Linked DNA regions of Homo sapiens: region 2 is linked to region 1. A link is an interaction called in ENCODE POLR2A ChIA-PET data of the cell type or tissue named here. Cell type or tissue: CD4-positive, alpha-beta T cell. All regions are shown on one strand. Links, peaks and the distances in the headings refer to the core of each region. The heading gives the core; the rest is flanking DNA.

What was found. ChIA-PET counts read pairs that join two places held together with the same protein. Peaks named below come from ENCODE experiments on the same cell type or tissue, not always from the same donor. Only the 100,000 strongest peaks of a DNase experiment are listed, where the experiment ranks them.
Region 2: POLR2A ChIA-PET joins it to region 1 with 5 read pairs; 2 of 35 experiments call an interaction of 5 or more read pairs at or near these places.

Annotation. Positions count from the first base shown.
Region 1 is chr1:186,593,743-186,596,655 of GRCh38, reverse strand. No RefSeq gene overlaps it. Among named protein-coding and RNA genes, the nearest start is that of PTGS2, 85 kb to the left of the region's middle. In CD4-positive, alpha-beta T cell, for the core only: no CTCF peak of the experiment used is centred there; no DNase peak of the experiment used is centred there.
Region 2 is chr1:186,510,888-186,513,800 of GRCh38, reverse strand. No RefSeq gene overlaps it. Among named protein-coding and RNA genes, the nearest start is that of PDC, 51 kb to the right of the region's middle. RefSeq lists enhancers at 1,312-1,441, 1,482-1,601, 1,409-1,910. In CD4-positive, alpha-beta T cell, for the core only: no CTCF peak of the experiment used is centred there; a DNase peak (open chromatin) is centred at 1,590.

The sequences.
Region 1 (2,913 bases), core at 221-2,720:
TTTATGAGATGGAGATACAAAGAAATGATTTAACATGACCTTTTCTACTAGAGCTCATCGTTTTTAACATATTACCTGAGAACTCTTGGCTTCATAAAGAGACTGTGTGGGAAATATTTCCTTCTCCACACCTCCTCCAAGTATTTTGTAAACCAAAAAGTTTCCATCCCAAACCATACTAGAGAGAACTTATTCTCCACAGAAAAAGACAAATGACACTTTCTTGGGTATGCAAGTAAATGGAGGGCAATTAAAATTGTTTACACACATACTTTCTGTATTGCTTTATTACTACCACCATCACGATAAACCACCCATATAGATTCTTAACTCTAACATCTTCATGCATTAAAGCCAGATGCCATCATCTTTCTTTCAAAAAATTCCAGAATCTGCTGTATCACCTCCAACTTTTTTTATTCTTCCAGGCACAAATTTATAATAAACGATTACTTCATAAGGTGACCTCACACATCAACTCCCTGAACTCTCTCTACATTAATTAAGCCACAATGATTTGAAATCGGGGAAAACCCCATATACTTTCTGTGGTTGATGATTTCCTCTATCTTGCCAATTTTTTTTTCAATTTTAGTCAACACTGTGTTATAGTTATAATCTTCAACTATACATTAAATAGCATAGTTTTCTAATCTGGATGTGAAGAAATAGCTTAATCAGAACTATGGAAAAGTTTTTTCAGGTTGTATTCTTTAAATTTCATCATAAAAATATAAATCAATTATTACTACTCAGAAGAGAAACTGCCTGATACTGGACAGCAAGGATATTTTTGTGCTCATATTTGTAGCTACTGTATGTTTTACTTTTATTAAAGCAGGTGCTACACGAATGTTTGTCAAATTGAAAACAAGAGGAGAGTCCAAACATAAGGAAACAGTTTCATAACTTTAATTGAAAAGTTCAGAGACAAAAATTTATGTGACAAGAAATTATACTAAAGATAAAAATGACAACTGAAATTGCTCGTCTAGTTAAAGGATAATCTTTTTTTTTTTTTTTCAGACGGAGTCTCGCTCTGTCTCCCAGGGTGGAGTGCAGTGGCGCAATCTCTGCTCACTGCAAGCTCCGCCTCCCGGGTTCACGCCATTCTCCTGCCTCAGCCTCCTGAGTAGCTGGGACTACCGGCGCCTGCCACCGCGCCTGGCTAATTTTTTGTATTTTTAGTAGAGACGGGGTTTCACCATGTTAGCTAGGATGGTCTCGATCTCCTGACCTCTGATCCACCCGCCTCGGGCCTCCCAAAGTGCTGGGATTACAGGCGTGAGCCACTGCGCCCAGCCAGGATAATGTTTAATAAACCTTTGAAAAATACCCTCAATTCCTCATCTTTAAAATGAGAAAAGAGAGTCTGGGTGCAGCGGCTCATACCTGTAATCCCAACCGTTTGGGAGGCTGAGGCAGGAGGATTCACTTGAGCCCAAGAATTCAAGATCAGCCTGAGCAACACAGCAAGACCTTGTCAATAAATTAATTAATTAATTAAATGAGAGGAGCAATACTTTCCAGCTCCAGTTGTTAAAGTAACACATGAAATAATTGATATAAAGCATCTGGCACAGTTCCCAGCACCTAATAGGACTCAACTAATATAGTTCCCTTTCTTTCCTCTTTTCTGAATCTCCTCCATAAGGATGATCCTTGGAATACACTCTTCTTGATTGACTAAAGCAAAACAATAAGTATCAATTACACTGTTAATGACTCTAAGGTTTGGGAGTTTCGGGTTTTTTTTTTTTTTTTTTTTTGACAGGATCATGTTCTGTCACCCAGAATGGAGTGTGGTAGTGCCATCAGGGCTCACTACTACCTCAACCTCCTGGGCTCAAGCAATCCTCCCACTTCGGCCTCCCAAGTAGCTGGACCCACCCACACATGCCACCATGCCCAGATAATTTATGTATTTTTTGTATAGACAGGGTCTCACTATGTTGCCCAGGCTGGTCTTGAACTCCTGGGCTCAAGCAATTCTCCTATCTTGGCCTCCCAAAGTGCTGGGATTACAGGCATGAGCCATCGCACCCAGCCACCAAGCATTTTAAAAATGTTTTTCTGTATGTGTTTTTAAAACAACAGTATATCCAATGAATATTTACTGAGTACCTACTACATGCCAGGTCCTGGACATATAGGTCTGAATGTGTCATATACAGTCTCTGAATCTCATAGAGAAGACAGGCATCTACCAAATAATTAATTATAAGTTTCCCTATTTCTTACTTTTTCTCCTTAACTCTTCTTATTGAATAGCATACAATATTCCTGGCCTGTTTACCTAGTTTATTGTTTGTCTCCCCTACTAAAATGTTTGCTTTATTCTCTACTGAATCCACCAACATTAGTGCTTTGATAGATAATATACACTCAATGAACATCTGCTAAAAAATGAGTGAATTACAATTTTAATGAGCACTTTGAAAAAGTTTAAGATACTATGTAGCCTTATGACAGGTAGATAAATCTGGGGTTTCATATTAAGGATGACAGAAAGATGTCGCACTATATTTAAAAGACAAATAAACAGACCGGTCATATAGAAATGTGAGAAGGTAATTGATGTCGTCTGCCTGAAAAGCCACAAGAAACTTGTTTATGTCTTTCACCTCCCTGGTTAGCTGTATTCCTAGGTATTTTACTCTTTTTGTGGCTATTGCGAATGGGACTGTGTTCTTGATTTGGCTGTCAGCTTGGATTTTCTTAATGTATAGAAACGCTACTGATTTTATTTGCATTGATTTTGTATCCTGAAAGTTTACTGAAGTTGTCAGATCTAGGAGTTTTGGGGAAGACACTGTGGGTTTTCTAGGTATAGAATCATATCATTTGCAAACAAAGATAGTTTGACCTTCTCTCATCCTATTTGGATGCCTGTTATTTCTTTTTAATGACTGA
Region 2 (2,913 bases), core at 301-2,800, 83 kb after region 1:
CCAAAGTTCAAGCCTGGAATTGGCCCAGTCCTTTAAGGAGCTTAGCTACAGCCCCATTTGGCCTTAAGCCTGGAACCAAAACCAATCTGTTAAGGACTCCAGAACGAATCTTGCACACTGGTGCCTTGACGTAAAGGCTTGTCTGCCCTCTGACAGAGGTCTCAGCAGTGAACCTGAAAGTTAGCTCATGGCTCTGCTCTAATCCCACTAAGATGAGATCCCAGCTCAGAGCTGCTCACACAAGGATGCAGAGGGAGCCTGACAACGTCACCAACCTCCAGCCCACAGCTGATCCTGAAGTGGCCCATTCTCAGCTCCAGCCTGTCTTGCTGCAGTTGACGAACTATCTGGCCTCGTCAGGGTCCTCCTGGGAGATGTGTGTGCCCCTCTGAGCCAAGGAGACTGAGCTCTCCAGCCTCCATCTCACAACAAATCTGAAGAGGGCCCAGCCTCAGTTACAGCCCCTCTTACTGCAGTCTGGCAACTATCCTGTCTGTGCAGGGACCTGCTGAGAGGCAAAGACTTGTCTAAGACAATGTGATAGACAAGGCAGCCTCCATTCCACAATAGATCCCAAAGGGCCCAGTCTCAGCTCCAGCTCTTCCTACTGCACATGCTTGTGCAGGTATCTGCTGGGTGATGCACACTCATGTAAGCCAGTAAGACAGGCCAACTAGGCTCCTCCCCACAGCAGATCCTGAAGGGGCCAATCTCAACTCCAGCCCCTCTAGCTACAGCCTGAGACCCATCCTGCCAGTGCAGAGACCTGCTGAGAGGCATGCCTGCTGGGCCATTGGTATAGTTTTTGAGACTCAGGTCCGTGAACAGTATTCCCTTACAGGCCCAGTACATTCCTTGAGTCTTCCCCGGTCCATCTGTGCTGGAAAGCCATATCAACCACAGAGTCCTTGTGAGACTTGTGGCAAGCTAAGAGTGTTTCCTTTTGCTGAGACAGCTGCATTGGTCACAGGCTCAGGGAACACAACCATCAGTCTGCTTAGAACCATGGAAGGCCCTCTGAAAAGAAAAGCAGGCACAAAGCTGGATGGTGAAGACTAAAATAAATACCTAATCCCTCAATGTACAGACATTGTCACACATCCATAAGCATCAAAAACACTGAGGGAAAAACATCCTCCCCTAGCCAAGGGAAGCCATGAGGGACTGTGCCATGAGGAACGGTGCACCCGGGCCCAAATACTATGCTTTTCCCGTGGTCTTTGCAAACCGCAGACCAGGAGATTCCCTCAGGTGCCTATGCCAACAGGTCCCTGGGTTTCAAGCACAAAACCAGGCAGCCATTTGGGCAGACATAGAGCTAGTTTCAGGAGTTATTTTCACACCCCAGTGGTGCCTGGAACGCCAGCGAGACAGAAGTGACACTCCCCTGGAAAGGGGGCTGAAGCCAAGGAGCCAAGTGGTCTAGCTCAGCGGCTCACACCCCCACAGAGCCCAGCAAGAAACGATCTACTGGCTTGAAATTCTCGCTGGCAGCACCAGAATCTGAAGTCTACCTGGGACACTCGAGCTTGGTGGGGGAAGGGTGTCGCCATTACTGAGGCTTGAGTAAGTGGTTTTCCCCTCACAGTGTAAACAAACCCATGGGGAAGTTAAAACTGGGTGGAGCCCTCTGCAGCTCAGCAAAGCCGCTGTAGCCAGACTGCCTCTCTAGATTCCTCCTCTCTAGACAGGGCATCTTTGAAAAAAAGGCAGCAGCCCCAGTCAGGGGCTTCCAGATAAAATTCCCATCTCCCTGGGACACAGCACCCTGGGGGAAAGGGTGGCTGTGGGCAGAGCTTCAGCAGACTTAAGCATTCCTGCCTGCTGGCTCTGTGCAGTGGATCTCCCAGCACAGCGTTCGAGCTCTGCTAAGGGTCAGACTGCCTCCTCAAGTGGGTCCCTGACCACCTTGTCTCCTGACTGGGAGACATCTCCCAGCAGGGGTCAACAGACACCTCATATAGGAGAGCTCTGGCTGGCATCTGGTGGGTGCCCCTCTGGGATAAATCTTCCAGAGGAAGGAACAGGCAGCAATCTTTGCTGTTCTGGAGCCTTCACTGGTGATACCCAGGCAAACAGGGCCTGGAGTGGACCTCGAGGAAACTCCAGCAGACCCGCAACACAGGGGCCTGACTGATAGAAGGAAAACTAACAAACAGAAAGGAATAGCATCAACATTAACATCAATAAAAAGGACGTCCACTCAGAAACCATATATGAAGGTCACCAATATCAAAGACCAAAGGTATATAAATCCATGATGATGGGGAGAAATCAGTGCAAAAAGGCTGAAAATTCCAAAAACCAGAATGCCCCTTCTCCTCCAAAGGATCACAACTCCTCGCCAGCAAAGGAGCAAAACTAGATGGAGAATGAGCTTGATGAATTGGCAGAAGTAGGCTTCAGAAGGTGAGTAAACGCAAACTCCTCCAAGCTAAAGGTGCATGTTCTAAACCAATTCAAGGAAGCTAAGAACCTTGAATAACAGGTAGACAAATTGCTAACTAGAATAACCAGTTTAGAGAAGAATAAAAATGACCTGATGGAACTGAAAAATACAGCACAAGAACTTCATGAAGCATACGGAGGTATTAATAGCAAATCAATCAAGTGGAATAAAGGATATCAGAGATTGAAGATCAACTTAATGAAATAAAGTATGAAGAGAGATTGGAGAAAAATGAATGAAAAGGAACAAACGAAGCCTCCAAGAGATATGGGACTATGTGAAAAGACCAAACCTACATTTGATTGGTGCACCTGAAAGTGATGGGGAGAATAGAACCAAGTTGGAAAACACTCTTCAGGATATTTTCCAGGAGAACTTCTCTGACCTAGCAAGACAGACCAATACTCAAATTCAGGAAATAGCGAACACCACAAAGATACTCCTCGAGAAGAGCAACCCCAAGA